2 separate regions of the Mus musculus genome follow, and region 1 is linked to region 2. A link is a loop called in an ENCODE intact Hi-C map of the cell type or tissue named here. Cell type or tissue: heart. All regions are shown on one strand.

What was found. A loop is a pair of places that touch in the nucleus more often than their neighbours do. Peaks named below come from ENCODE experiments on the same cell type or tissue, not always from the same donor. Only the 100,000 strongest peaks of a DNase experiment are listed, where the experiment ranks them.
Region 1: a loop joins it to region 2, with 5 times the contacts of the local background. A loop is called at or near these places in 16 of 42 quality-filtered maps.

The regions. Positions count from the first base shown.
Region 1 is chr8:24,520,472-24,528,471 of GRCm38, forward strand. No RefSeq gene overlaps it. Among named protein-coding and RNA genes, the nearest start is that of 9130214F15Rik, 21 kb to the left of the region's middle. In heart, a CTCF peak has its summit at 4,838 (motif pointing left); DNase peaks (open chromatin) are centred at 890, 1,230, 3,810 and 5,209; H3K27ac peaks cover 2,096 bases.
Region 2 is chr8:24,433,505-24,441,504 of GRCm38, forward strand. Tcim (transcriptional and immune response regulator) reads right to left here and starts at 5,442. Exons shown (of 1, transcript NM_026931.3): 1 at 3,668-5,442. The coding sequence starts at 5,392. The coding sequence ends at 5,072. In heart, a CTCF peak has its summit at 4,438 (motif pointing right); DNase peaks (open chromatin) are centred at 4,437, 4,957 and 5,437; H3K4me3 peaks cover 2,316 bases; H3K27ac peaks cover 2,371 bases.

The DNA of each region.
Region 1 (8,000 bases), 87 kb after region 2:
TTCTCTGTCTCTCTCTGTGTCTCTGTCTCTGTGTGTCCTTCTCTCCCCCCCCCCACCCCCATCTCTCTCTCTCTCTTTCAGTGTTGGAGCCAGAACCTGAAGCATTTTTCATGCTACATTCCCAACTCTTGAGTTTTTCTACATTTCAACAGTCATGGTAAAGTTGGAGCTGAGCGCCTGCCATGTAAGCAGAAAAACCTGAGTTCTCTCCCAGAATCCACATAAAGAGACTGGTGCGTCTGGCAGTCACTCATAAACAGAGACCAGCAGGTCTCCAGCATTCACTGGCCAGCCGGCCTAATCTAAATGGCCATTCCCAGGCCAAGTGAGAGAGCCTGTTTCCAATCCAAAGCAGATGATCCCGGAAGACTGATACTCAGAGTTGACCTCCAGCCTCCTCTCGTTATTATCATAAACATCTCGAAGCATTTTCAGACAGAAAAAAAGGACAGGAGCTAAACAACCAAGACCATAGATTTTGATGATAAAACATGACTAAAGTCTTCCCCTTCTTCAAAAAGCAAAACCCGTTCATTAAACGTGAGAGATGAATCATAGGAGTTCGTCCACAGTGTTCTGGAGAGCAAGCAAAACAAAGGAGCCCCCATGAGCTAAGGGCTCTCAGACCGAGATGATGACGACATGACGTGGGAACTAGTTGGAAAAGCAGTCTCCAGGCTGAACTCGGGGCTCGCTGACTCAGGAACCCTGAGAGTGGCCAGAGCACCCATGCCCACCACGTCTTCCTGTGAGGTCAGAGTGTGAGTACCACGCTGCAAATGGGACTGCTTCCCTGTGGTGACTGAGTATGAGCTGTCCCCACCAAATGGTTTTCATGTTCCCCAGCTGGAGTGTGGGGGTGGGGCCTGTGGAGCCTTTAAGGGGTGGGGCCTGTCTGGTCAGCGTAGGTCACTGAGGGGGAGCCTTTGAAGGGTCTAGCCTGGGCCCGGTTTTGTGTTCTCTGATCTACCAGTGTGCTGACTACAGCTGGCAAGAACTCACCACAAGCTATGACCCTCTCCAACTAGGAGCTGAAACAAAGTTCTCTGTGTCTGCATCTGCATGTTGGCAGTGTGATGAGACTCTAAGTAGAGCAAGCCATTAAGAAATTCATTGACGCGGGCAGAATTGGTGGGACTCTGCTCATTTTGACCGCAGCTGTTCTGGTAGGACAGGTTTCCGCATTGGCACAGCTGCAGGCTCACAACCCTTAGTGTGCACTGGCGAGCACTGGGACTCCACACCCCCCCCCCCCATGCTGTCTTGAAATTCCATTAGTGGAGCATAACAACCACACTTAGTTTTCAATCTTATCAAAATGCAAATCCAGAAGGTGGTGTTAATGGCTTCATCCGCTGCCGGCCTCTTACACAACACTGTGTGCTTTAGACTCCTATCTGAGTAGACGGGCTGAAAAATATGAAGGGCACTGAGAAAACTGAACTACCTAAGAACTATGTAGAGCAGGGCATAGCAACAGGTACTTGCAATTCAAGCTCTTGAGAAGCTAAGGCAGGAGGATTTTGAGTTTGAGGCTAGCCCAGGCTACATATTGAGGGAGACCCTGTTTTATAAAACAAAAGGAGGGGAAGGAAGGGGAGAAAGAGGACAGGAAGATGAATTGAAAATGGAGGACTGGAGAGACGGATGGCTCAGGGATTTCCCTGTGGCAGCTGCCTGTGGCTCCAGACCCAGACGACATCTCTGGCAGCAGCAGACACCTGCACTCGTGTGTGCATACCCCATCCCCAGAGATACACACGTATATAATTTAAATGTTTAAAAACTTAGAAGAAAAAGAATAAATAGGTTTTGTCATCCAACGTTCACACACACAAAAACACAGGCACACTTTTTTAAAACCCCTAACATTTTGCCTAGTGTATGTCTGTTCTCTTTAATAATTACACTTAGAAGTCTCCCTGGTGACCATGGAGTCTACAAGAGTAAGAGACGACGGCGAAGCAAACAACATACAAAGAGGTCTTCTTGGAAGTCTCTTCAAAACAGAAATGATCGCCCTTCCCGTAATTTTCCCCCACTGCCTGGAGAGTAAACAGATATTGAGTACTTCCATAGCCTTGATCCGTGAGGAGGAGCAGACACCCCCAAACTCATCAACCGCCATGAGTAGCTAATGACATCCCTGGGTCGTTTTGAACAGGAGAGAGAAGCAGGCTGCTATTCTGGGACTGTTTTCATTCCACAAAAACAGATGCTGTTCCAAAAGAGGAGAGGCCACCAGCCTGGGAGCTCAGAAGCCCCAGGACCAGGACCTTAGAGGTGGATGCTAGGCTTGTACTGCCCAGTTTAGCCAGTCATGATGGGCACCAAGACTCTCTCTGTCTTCACGCAAAGAAGTCGCTCCTGTGCCAGTGGCATCGAGACTCCACCTCTGGAAGCCTTGTGCTGGTCCTCAGGCTCCGTGGTATCAGAAGGGTTGCTTTGGTATGCTCTACATTTTGCCAGTGCTGAGAATGGAAGTGGGGTCCCCATGGCTGAGCTGTACCCCAGAGTCTGCAGTTCTTATACCCAAGCAGATGATTTGGGTTAGATTCTAAAAGTAGAAGGGTTGGGATAGAGAGAGATGGCTCTGTCGGGAGAGCACCCGTCTCACCAAGAGAGAAGCCAAGTTCAGATCCCAGCACCACGTGATAGGCCAGGCGTCCTGGTGCAGCTGGTGCAATGCTGCACCTGGGAATGGGGCACCTGGTTATAAGGTGACGGGGGCAGGGGAGGCTGGAGGGTAGAGGTGTATCCCCAGAGTACATGGCCAGCCAGCCTAGCAGAACTATGTTCCATGAGAGACCCTGTCTCAAAAATGAAAGTGGAAAGTAATTGAAGAAGACACTCAAGGAAAACCTAGCCTTCACACTCACATGAACATACACACACACACACACACACACACACGCACAGGCACATGCACAGGTATGCATGCACACGCACACACACACGCACGCACGCACGCACGCACGCACACACGCACGCACGCACACATACACCTATACCACAAAATAAATGTAAATAAACAGGTATGATGGGATACACTTGTAAAGCTGGTACCAGAAAGGCAGGAACAGCAGAAATCACTGGCTGGCCTGCCTGGCCTAATTGCTGAGCTCCAGATGAGACCCTGCTGAAAGAAAGAAAGAAAGAAAGAAAGAAAGAGAGAGAGAGAGAGAGAGAGAGAGAGAGAGAGAGAGAGAAAGAGAGAGAGAGAAAGAAAGGTGGACGATCCTCAGGAGTGATGTCTGAGACTGGCCTCTGGCCTCCACAAGCACCTACGGGAGAGCACACTCACTGGCATGCATGCGCCCCCACATACACTCACATACATAATTGATATAATCTGGAACATGACATAGGGTGGAACAGCCTTCCGGGGTGGCCAGGGCAGAAATTAGTGTCAGAAAAACACTGAGAGAGAGACTGAGAGAGAGAGAGAGAGAGAGAGAGAGAGAGAGAGAGAGAAGGCAATCAGCTCTGCCTTCCCAGACCGTAGGATCCCAGACTGCAGCCTTTCTTGCTGACAGCCTTGGGAGTGTGGAAACACAGGGCCTTCTCCACTCTATAATGCCTTATGATTAAGAAGGAAGCTTTCCTTCCAGGCCCTTAACAGTGAGTAACAATCCCTAGCAACCATAACAACACAGCAACCAGTTACACTACACTCTGCACACATAAGCTGATAGGGGTTTGTGACAGACAGCGTATCCTGCTGTGTCTCCATCCTGACGGCCTGAAGCTGCTCCCCTGCTCCCCACACTCCCAGGGCTCCAACTATGTTCAGCGGAGGAACCGGGACTCAGAGCGTGGTGGGTGTCACAGACAGGGAGGCTGGTGTGAATGTGTCCAGTGGGCTTTACACGGTCCACCTGCAGACACGAATCTGAAGTCGACTTTGGCCCTGTGGCAGTACGGCGGCAACAGTGTGTAGTCTGGACAAGCTATTTTACTGGTTTCCTCACACACACACACACACACACACACACACACACACACACACACACACATGTGCACGTGCAGTTTATATTCTTTTATGTGTACTTGGTATTTTATGAGAAGGTTGGGCTTTGTGGTAATGAACAATCAGGGAGACCAATTGATTGTTGCCCTGATCAATTGATTATTGCCTTGATCAATCAATGCTTTGGACCCATCCTGAGCTGCAGTGGGGTTCAGGACACTCTTAGGGGGAAAGGCTTGGCACACACTGAGTTTTCCATAGTAGGAGGGCACATGTCCCACCAAGGGAAACACGGCTGGGATAAGGGAAAGCAAGAGAAAGATACTTCATTTCCATGGTGCTATCTGCCTTTTTTTCTCCTGTATTTTTTAAGACAGAACCCCAACTAATTGCTCTCTAAGCCTGGCAGCCATGTGGCTTCTCCCGTGTACCTGACCTTCCGTGTGATCTCCCCAAAGCTTGCTCCTGTTGCTGAATTCCTAATTTGTCTCCATTTAAGCTTCCTGGACAGATAACACTGATCGTGGAGACAAGGAGAGCGTCTCTCCTGTTAAAATAAATCTATCAGGGTTTTCCTTTATCATATCTATTGTACATCATTATCATTATTAACTTCAGCTTTTACAAATAAACTGCCGTTTGCTCTTGAGCCCAGAGAGAGCCATCTGTGCTGATTTAATGTGGTTCTGGCTGAAGGCATCACCTGGGGTGAAATAACTTCTCAAGGTCTTCCCAGGGCCCCTGTGGAGAAAAGAAAGACTTCCAAAAATATGCATATTTCCGCCTGAGACAAGCAAACACAGAATCCGCGCCTTTGAGCGTGCCGTAAAGATTTGTAGGTTGCTACTGCCCTCTTGTGGTCAATAGCCAGATCTGCAAGCAAAAACTAAGCAATCAAAAGCCATTAGGGTTAGAGTTGGGGTCAGAGTGCAAAGGGATGTTGGCATATAAATTCTGCACAGTTACAAAGCAGCAGCATAGAAAATTATTCCAGTAAGTCATATGACATCCACCATGACCCAAGTCCACATTTAAATCAAAATTCTCAGATCATATACTGGGAGTTGAGCTCAGTCAGTCTTCCTAGGACTCAGAGATGAGCAGGAGACACAGATGCGGTCCGCCCCTGCCTCAGTGTCCTCTGCACTCATCTCTATTCTGTTGCATGCAGGGGCTGCCCCATTGACCCTGCCCCCACGCTCGCTGGATCAGTACCAACTGCACAGTCAGAAAAGAACCCAGGAAGTGGACTCTAAACCCCAGGAGCTTGACACCAGTCTAGCTAAGAATTCCAATCTCCCACACTCCAGAGCACAATCTAGACACTGCTGGCTGTGGGGTAACCTGGGCTCCCCAGACAATCAGGGTGTCCGAGCCAGCTTGTTGGGTCTTTCTTTTGTCGGTAGGCTAATGCCCTAAGTTTTTTCCCAGCAAAGGGTTAAAGAAAGAGTCTACAGGCTCAAACTGTGGGTTAAAAGTGACTAGTGAATATTATATATATTATCCACATGCATGGATCCTTGTCACCCTTTGCAGCCAAGCATTGGTGTTGACAGCAGTGACTTGTGGTACCCAGCAGTGCCCCATGAATTGTCCCCAGAGGGAGATGACAACAGCCTGCCACTGCAGTGCATGACGATCCTGGCCTTTCCCTCTGTGCTGTGCTGAGACACAGTGAAGTTCATCGTTCACATTGTGACTGTGGTGATTTACATCTTTCTTTTTTTCCCTCTGTGTTTAAGTAACTGAAATGCCAGCAGGCACGTGTGGATGTATTTTATTTGTATGTTTGATTAGTCACACTATTAATGACTACTGTCTGTGTTAGTTGACAGATGAGACTTAAAAAAAAGTATTTGTATGAGAGAAATCATATCAATGGATGATAAAGTAACAAGTATGTATATAATTAATAAGTAATTTTGGAGTCATTTTGCTAGAAAAGGCTGTGTGCCTCGTTGGCTCTAAGGGAAAGTCTTTGGTGCAAGATTCCTGACACAATCAAAAGCTGTCCCCATCTCTAATGTTGGTTAGGCTTGGGGTCAGAGTGTACAGGGATGTTGGCATGTAAAGTCTACACACACTTCACAGTTACAAAGCAGGGTAGCCCAGAGAGAGGATTCCAGCCCAGGGGGAAGAGAGGTGACACGGGCTCTAAACAAGCTACCTCACAGAGCACATATTACCCGCAGGTACCTGTCTGTAAGAGGGATAAAGCCATGTGAGCGACTAAAGGTAACGTGGAATAGGGTTGGCGTGCTGGCTCTGCAGCTGCCACGAAAGCCCACGGCCCCAAAGATTTGTGAGTTTATAAAGCAAATGACTTTGCAAAAAAAATTCATTTATTTTTTTTTTGATGATGCTTACACTCAAGAAAGCAGTTTTTAATGTTCCTAAGAAGCAGATGCTAAGCTGCAGGCACTAAGCAGCAATTGCTCTCAGAAAGCCGTAAAGCCCGACTTCTTTATTATCTTTACTGTTAAATGAGCAGAGCAAGAGACAAGCGTCTCCTCCATTAGCAAAGTAAATACAACATCTGTGCAGGGGTAGAGTCAGGACCGACCTCCTCCTCCTCCTCCTCCGCACAAGGCTCGGCACGGGGCTCGTTGTCTGGGAGCAATAATTGACTAGCAGGTACTGAGCGTTGTATCTCAGATCTAAAAATTGAGTCAGATCTGGACTATAATGTTGAAATCCTACCCCCTTTTTGTTTTTCCTTCTTCTTTCTTCCTTCTCCTTCCTCCCATGCTTCCTTGCTCTTTTCTTTCTCCCTCCCTCCCTCCCACCCCCTTTTCTTTCTGGAGGATCTTTAATTTAATACTTATTTGGAAAAAATGAATGACGATTGTCAAATGAACCGGAGAAGACTCCTTTGGGCCTCGATTTGGACTCTCTGCCTTCACTTCACACCGGGAAAGCTGAGAACGTTGTGTCCCTCTCAGAGGCCAGCCCAGGGGTCAAGGCAGACCAGCGCCGCTGAGCACCTTCGTGGCCCATAGGTTGACTGCTTTAATGGTTTTGTTGTTTGGCCATTAAAATCGTATTGAATCTTTACTGCTCTTCTTACAAATAACCAAAACTAATTCTAGCTGTACGTGGACAGAAACTTTAAAGGAACCAGTGTCTTCCTGTTTCCTACATTGGTGGCAGAGGCAACTTGTGCTAAGAGGGTCTTGTGCAAACAGCTTTGACCTTTGGAAGGCTAGCCCTGTCTCCACAGACAAGAACTGACATCAGCATCCTCCGAAAACAAAGTTTATAGCTTTGTTAAGAGACTGTATGCTCAGGACTGGGGTGCAGCCTAGCATTTGCCAAAAATGCTTGATGCCCTGGTGTCTGCAAGGGTTTTAATGACTTAAAAACAACTACCAAACAAAGGCTGAGGGGGAAGAGGGTGGAGAGAGATCTCAGCAATTAAGAGCACTTGCTGCTTTTGCAGAAGACCCAAGTTTGGTTCCCAGCACACAAGTTTGATGCCCTCTTGTGGCCTCTGATCACCAGCACACACACAGACAAACGGACACACAGACGTACGCACAAACTAAAAATGACATAACTAAGTTTAACAATTTCACGTGGCTCAGCTGGCACGGAAGCCTCTGGTTGTAAGCTGCACCAGGTTTGCCTGAGTGATGTCCCCAACTTTCCATCAAGAATTTCCACCCAGCCCCCAACCTTCCTTGCTGAGATCTCGGTGAACACCGCGTCTTGACTCTTCCCCATCAGTTTGAAGGGAGGACTCTCTCTTCCCCATCAGTTTGAAGGGAGGACTCTCTCTTCCCCATCAGTTTGAAGGGAGGACTCTCCGCCCAGCGGTGTGAGGAATGCATAGCCGGTGCCTTAACTTGCTCCTTTCCATCCTCTTAAAGGTAAATAAATATCCAGCTTAGCTTAGTCCTGCGTCTGCGCTTCTGGGTTCTCTTTGGATGAGATTTAAGCATTTAGTATTTAAGGTGACTTTAAGTAAAGCAAATTCCCTTCCTTACTGTGGGTGGGCCTCTTCCACTCAGGGAATGTCTTACAGAACAAA
Region 2 (8,000 bases):
TCAGCGATCTTCTAATTGTCACTCTTTATTGTTTAGCCCCACCCCACCCCACCCCAGGTCACAATCGATGGGAGACTCAAACACGAGTCACTCACTCCTGCCTCTGTGAACAATATGCCCGTGGGCCAGCCAAAAGGGTTTCCCTTTTGTCTGTTACTCTTTCATGGAATCTTGAAGCATGTCCCAGGTTGGGACTACATGCTAATCCTCAGCACATACACAGATTCAAACAGATACACATGCTCACATAGCTATAGGCTGGACACACTAACATACACTCATGCACACACACACATGTACATCCACTCACTCAGACATATTCATATTACACAAGAACATACATGAACACATAACCTCACATAGACACATGTATACACAGACACATTCACACACTCATGAGTGCTTACCCAGATACACATATACATACACAGGAATACAGATTTGCACATGAAAACATACACAAATACATATTCTCATATATCCACATGGACATATGCATACACAGATATACCTATATGTATATACCTAGATACATACACATCAATTGCACAAATATAGATGATGCACATGTGACTACTTTCTCATACAGTGTGTGTATCTATGTACCTCCTACATTTTTGCTGGGGGAGTGAATAAGATACAAATTCAGCACCCCTCCCCATGAGCTCCCCATGCAGGACTGGTCATTTCATACCTAGGCCATGCTGGGAATGTCTGTATAAGCAGAAAGTCACCTGGTGTGCTCTGCAAGGACCAAGAGGCCCCTGGCAGTGGCTTTTCTTTTAAGTTAGCAGATCAGACTTTTCAGAGAAATGTCAATGACATTCAAATCACCCGTGACGATGGAAGAATGTGTAGCTAGACCCACAACCCAGACCTTTCTCAATAAATCCTGTATGCTACAGAATCCTCTTGCTGCGAGCAGGTAGCAAGTGGAATGAATGGAACAGCAAGCCTGTGCTTTCTGTCAGGCCCCAAGAGAAAACCAGCCCCCAGCCCCTAAGTGCCCAGAGGAGACATAAGGAGGGGCCTTGGTTCCAAGCTGTGAATGTGGCACTGCCTTAAATGCACAGTGCCACCGAGATGCTTAACTAGGACATGTCCACGTGGTAAGCAGATGGACAGGTGAGACAATGACTGACAGAAGCCATACTCTACTATCTTTTCAGTTGATTAGTGAACTGCAGAGGAGGAGGAGAGCTTGGTCTCTCATGGTAACACAATCAAAGCTGCTATCCAAAGGCACGAAGGCCATTCTTCCTAAGTTGTATGTCATCAGCAAGATCCCCAGTTGTTGAAGTTTATAGCCCTATGTGCATGGGGATACATCAGTACAGACACACATTCTCTTATCTATTCCATCAAAATACGTTTAGAGAATTAGCTGGCCCTCGGTATGATACGTCAGCAAAAGTTAGCAATGATGGTGATCCCAGTGAGGTGATCGGATTAATGAGCTACTAAACCCTTCATGCTTTTATGATCTCTTATTACACTAAGTTCTTACAGTTCATATGGCCCTCCTTGTGTCAGAAAAAGAACTCAGAACTGAAACTGTCCTCCTTTATGTCGTTTAAATTTTGTTTTCGATTTTGTGTATATATATATATGTGTGTGTGTGTGTGTGTGTGTGTGTGTGTGTCTGTGTGTCTGTGTGTCTGTGTGTCTGTGTGTCTGTGTGTCTGTGTGTGGGTTGTACAAGTGGATCCAGATGCCTGCTGAGGCAAGAGAGGTATCAGATCCCTAGAATTATAGGTAGTTTCGAGTCATACAAGTATGTATTCTTGGAACCAAAGTCAGTCCTCTGTTAAAAACAGCACTTGCTCTTAACTGCTGAGCCATCTCTCTGACCCCTCGGCTCTGCTTTCCTGATAATGCCTATTTTTATCCGACACTACTAGTGTTTATTATGCAGTTAAAAAATCATCTTGTACAATCACACTGATTCTGCTCCGTTCTTCCCAAAAGAGGGGAGACAGCTTGTAACAAGCTACTGGTGGAATTTTCGTTTTTTCTCCTTCACGCATTGGTGAAGACAGATGACACTACACTCTACAGATAATAACAGCATCAGAATAGAGAGTTCTGAGAGCATGCGGGGAATTAAACCTAAGTTCAGCATCTGAGCTGTGCTTCCTTCATTGGGATGCATAAAGGAAGAGATGGACTAATTGATCGTTTAGACATGATCGTACCGAGCGACAGTTGCTGGCCTTGAGTTCACAATCCTCTGCCTATTTCTCCTGAGTGGTAGGGTTTCAGGCAGAGGCAGCCAGACCCAGCTCTGTCTTTGAATGCAGTGCAACTTAAAGATTTTCATAATGGTTCCCATAAGGACTAGGTCACTTATTCTGAGCACACACACACACACACACACACACACACACACACACACACACAGCTCAGTGTGCATCAGACTGAAAGCCAGGAGACTGAACAGAGGACTTCTCCACAGTCCCTACTTTCATGAGCATATTCTGGCCAAGTGACTATCCCCGCTGAAGGCTGCCTCTGTGGTTCTTAACCTCTTTTGGTACCATCTGAAAATCTGATGAAGAGTATGAATAATCCTCCTAGATAATGCTCATAGGCATTTTTCACACAAACACACACATACACATATCACAACACTCACATATACACACAAACACACACCACACACACATACATATGCACACACTCACATATACATTACATGTACACACAGTCCCAAACACATCACAACACATACATACATACATACATACTTATCACATACATTTACACACATATGCACACACACATCACACACACACATTCACAAACACATCACAACATTTACACACATACATATCACAACACTCACACACATGACATACACTCACACACATATGCACACATTCATATACACATCACACACACTCACAAGCACATCACAACATTCACACACACTCACACACGGATGCACACATACTTGCATACACATCACACACACACGCACACACACGCAAACACACACACACTTGTAGAATAATTCTCCCTCCCCCCCTTTTTTTATTTCCAGGGACTGAAACTCAGGATCTTGTATATATGGTCAGTGATCTAATGCTGACCTATAAGCCTAGATAAGGGTCCCATGGATCAATGTGTAATGACCTTCAACAACTCAATAATTATTGACAGAATACAGATGTTTAACTATGTTCTTTTCTTTTTATAATTTTTGTATTTAAAATTCTGGCTTATTGGGATGTGAAGTATATAACTTAATTAATTTGAAAAATAAAATAAAAATCTGGCTTAACCCTCCTGAAAGGTTCCATATAGCTCATTTGTTTTGATATAGCATATTCAGCATTTAAAAGAGAAAACTTGGAGCCAGGCGGTGGTGGCACACGCCTTTAATCCCAGCACTTGGGAGGCAGAGGCAGGTGGATTTCTGAGTTTGAGGCCAGCCTGGTCTACAAAGTGAGTTCCAGGACAGCCAGGGCTACACAGAGAAACCCTGTCAAAACAAACAAACAAACAAACAAACAAAAATAAAATAAAAAACAAAACAAAAATCCAAACCAAAAAAACAAACAAACAACAACAACAAAAAAGAAAAACTTAAAAGAGAAAACTTGGTAGCTTTGCTGAATTTCTGGAAACTTTTTTTTGCCTTTCTATTAAGAAAGCACAGTGGGCATTGGCTTATGCCTTTTTAGAAATGCTTTATTATAAATTATACTGGAATAAGGAGAGAGATATTAATGTTATAATGACCCACAGAAACTTCATCATAATTCACTCGAACTTCAAAACATACCGTTTAGGAAGAAATAAATGGGTATGTATCTGCTGTAGTGACAGAGGAGAAATTTCACGAAAAATGAAGATAGATTATGGATATATAAAAGCAATATTGCCAAATTACTCTGTGGGAAACTCTATGCCATGAAGTTTAAAATGGGGGCGGGGAGAAGGCTCTGTAGACACTTGGCGCTGTAACTTGTTTTGGAAAAGTTTGGCAATCAGCATAAAGCTACTCTGGAAGATTTAGAGTCAACCCCTAGAAAAGTTTACAATGATCAAAATTTACCATCCTATATTTTTCCCTTGGGGACGGATCACCACAGAGCAAAGAGAAGCTAAGTTGATAATAATTTATTAGGGCTATGTATCACTTACAATGCATAATAAATAATTTTAAAAAACCCACAGCATCCTTCTAAAATCCCCCATATTCATTTCCTAATGCTTACTACAGTGTCTGGAGGACATTTAATTAGATTAGATTTTAGCATTAGTCAGAGAGTTTTAAAAAGCACATTCGAAAGTTGTTCACAGTCCTTCGGATTTATGAAGGGCCCCATTATTTCAGCTTTGTGCAAACCATTTTGAAGTGTGTACAAATCCTGTAGAAACATAGCCCATGCTGTGGGGTTTTACTGGGCTGGGCCAGGCATCCAGTTCTTTGACTTTAACAGCAGGGGGTGCACTGTCTTAGCCATTGTATTCAATGCAAGCAGACAATTACTGATCTCTAAAAATCTTGACCAATAAACAGCACGGAGATTTAGCCACATTTTTAAACATTCAGATTTAAAAAAAAAAACACACAAAACTTCAGTAAACCACTTATGCTTCATATTCCTTCTCTTCCCTCCCTCCCCACTTCAATATTTAAAAAAAGAAAAAAGGAAGAAAAGAAAAAAGAAAACAAAATAATAAACCGAACAACAAGAACAAAAACCAAGTTAGGTTTGAGTTTAGTCTTAGGGCCTTGCCAACGGCCCTGGGTGCGTGCACTCAGTCCCCACAAACGCAGTGTTCTGGTCAGTGCCTCCATCCTCTCAGGCTATGTCCTTTCCTGCTGTGAGAGTTCTCAACGCCTGCTGAAGGCACTTGGCTCCCAGTGGGACAGCTCAGGGCTGCAATGAGTTGCAAGTCTGTGTAGCTGGTGAGTTATGTATGTCCCTTTCCATCCTCGGGGTCCTGTCGGAGGAAGCTCTCAAGCCTTTTCGCGGGACACTGCCCGTGCCAGAGCTGGCAGGCTCACTGGGTCTTTAAAGGTCCATTGGTGGATACGCTCTTGCCCAGCCTGCTGTGCTCAGTGTACCTTGATGGAATATTTCCGCAGTTTGAGAAACTGAAGAAGCTTGTCTTTTGTCCTCTTCTTCAGGGCCATGAGGGCTCGAGTTTTCTCCTCCAAATCTTGGTCGATGGCAAAAATGATCTTGGCCCGCTCCTCTGCCTTCTTGTCTCCGGAGTTCCTGAAGAGCCTCTGCAGGGACTCCTGGTCTATGTTCTCAAAGATGTTGCCCACAGCTTTCTTGCGAGCGGCTGTGTCGAAGTGGTAGCCGTGGATGGACGGGCTTACTCGAAGAGACGAGGACATGCTGGTGGCTTGATGGCTTGGCTTGGCTTTCATCGATGTGGGTCTTCCACGGCTCAGCTTGGGCACTTCCAGGGGAGTCTGTTGTAAAAATCGTCCCAGGACGGCTATTTAAAGGGTGAACAAAGCTCGGGACTCAAATTACACTGGTGACGTCACATTGATCCCAGGGAGGAAAAAACCACAGAACATTAACAGTTGCCTTGCCAAAGATCTGGCTCCGGATGCTAGAATGCATTTCAAAGCTTGTTTAGAGATAGCTGGCTACAAGCTTGCCTCTTTACACCTCAGACGGCATTGTGCCTTACAAACTGGCTCTTCCTTCCAGAAGCCGAAATCAGGAGAGAGAGAGAAAAGAAAAGGCTCCAAATCTTTGCCTACGATTGAAACAAGGAGTTCTGCCAAGCTCAACAGAGTTTCAATTAGTACAAAAGTTTTAAAGTGTGGGCCAGACCCTGGCAGCCTAGGTCTGTGTGCCTTTTGCCTGTCCCTATCAGGGTGAGGGTGAGGAAGTCAGAAGAAAAAAAAAAATGCTTGGGAGGACAGGAAGTCTGACTCTGGAGCTAAAGTTTACTGACATGGCTCAGCCCGAAAGCACAAATCTCAAACTGTACCTGAGTGCTGTATGTAATTTCTGCTGGGAACTGCAATTTAAACAGTAATAGCGGCAGATGGTAGCTCCCCAGCTTGTGTAAGTATTGACAGCAACAACTATTCAAAAGCAAGGAGCAAAGGTTAATGGTGGTGCTGTGGGTACTTAATGCCCACAAGGAATGAGCTGATCTTTTGTTTTGAGGGCTACTTTGGAGTCACTCAGCATTATCAGAATGCTGCTATCTTCATTACACGCTTTTAATCTATTACTTTTGCTATCCACAAGACTCAGATACGTACAGCTGTTCTATGCTAAATGTCACCTTCCTCTGACCTAGAGATTCCTCTTTATGATTCAAATCTCTACTCTCCTTTCTGGTCCTCCAAGAAACTAGAATGGACTTTTAATGTTATTTCACTTATAGTCAAGAAAATCACACACCTATAACCCCATCTGTCTTAGAAGGCTGAGGCAGGCTAGCAAGCTGCAGGACAGACTGAACTACACAGGAATGAATGCCCTGTCTCAGAATTAAATTAAATGAATAAAATAGAAATAAAATCATTTATTTTACCTTAATAAAGTTTATGTCTCACTAGGAGAAAGGAGTGAGACATTTTTGCATATGTCAAAACCTTTTGCATTTTTCAAAACCTTTTGTTTTGAAGGCTACTTTGGAATCACTCAGCATAATCAGAATGATGCTATCTTCAACTTTTAATTTATTACTTGAAGATATGACTATTATGTGAAATTACAGTGTCTTCCTATTACCTGAAAGAAATGTTCACTGTGGATAAGTATGCGCCAGAGTTGCTCAAGCACATAACGGGCAGGGAACTTCTACAAAATCCCAGGAGATGTCCAAGCCAGAGGGCCCCAGCTCAACTGTCACCCTCATCACCGACGACTGTAGTGGCCGTCACCCAGGAGATACAGATAGCTCAGGGGAGGGGCAAGTTAGTTGGGAGACCTTCAATATGAGCTGGTAAGATCCTAGCTGTTCTAGCAATGGGGGGTCTAGTGCACTTGTGAGCATCTGTGGTGTTGGCTGAGATCATCTTCTTCCAATGCCTATTTCCTACCCTTTGCGGGCAGGGATGCTTTCTGAAGATTCACCTCCTCCCAAGCTGAGCCCGTTCAACTCTGTCCTCTCACCAGAGCTGAGACCGCTTATCCTGCATTCTCTACCCTGGCAACACTCTCTACCCAGCACCCAGGGCATTGTTCTTGGGGCCACCCCAATAACTTTTTGAATTTAAAAAAAAATTTAAAGAATGACTTATTTTATGCATATGAATACACTGTAGCTGTCTTCAGACACACCAGAAGAGGGCATCAGATCCCATTATAGATGGTTTATAGATGGTTGTGAGCCACCATGTGGTTGCTGGGAATTGAACTCAGGTCCTCTGGAAGAGCAGTCAGTGCTCTTAACCACTGAGCCGTCTCTCCAGCCCTATTTGTTTTTATTTTATGAGCATTTGGTGTTTACCAATTTTACCTGCTTGTGCGTCTTTGTGATGGTATTAGATCCCCTAGAACAGGAGGTATAGACAGTGATGAGCTGCCTCATGGATGCTGGGAATTGAACCCGGGTCCTCCAGAAGAGCAGGCAGTGGTCTTAACCACTGAGCCATGCCTCCAGCCCCTGGATTCTTTGATAATTTTGTACATGGATATAACATAGTTTGGTCGTTTTCACTCTCCTGTTCCCTCTTACACCCATGTCCCACTCTCGCTGAATTCTTTATTCTTCCCACTAAGTGCCCTCTCTTAACCATGTCTTGTATTTTACTTTTTCATGTTTTACTTTTATTTTATAATGACTCACTGAGTTTATTTAGTGTCACATGCACGAATATGAACAGGGTTTTGTTGTTTTGTTTGTTTGTTTGCTGTTTGTTTTACCAGAGCACAGACAATTTACCAGTTACTCCCACCACTGAAGAATATTACTCTCTCTCCCCAGCAACTCATTACTGGCACTTGCTTCCCAGAGAAGGGCTGGGGCTTCGTGATCCTCACCTCTATCCATATGGAATGTTA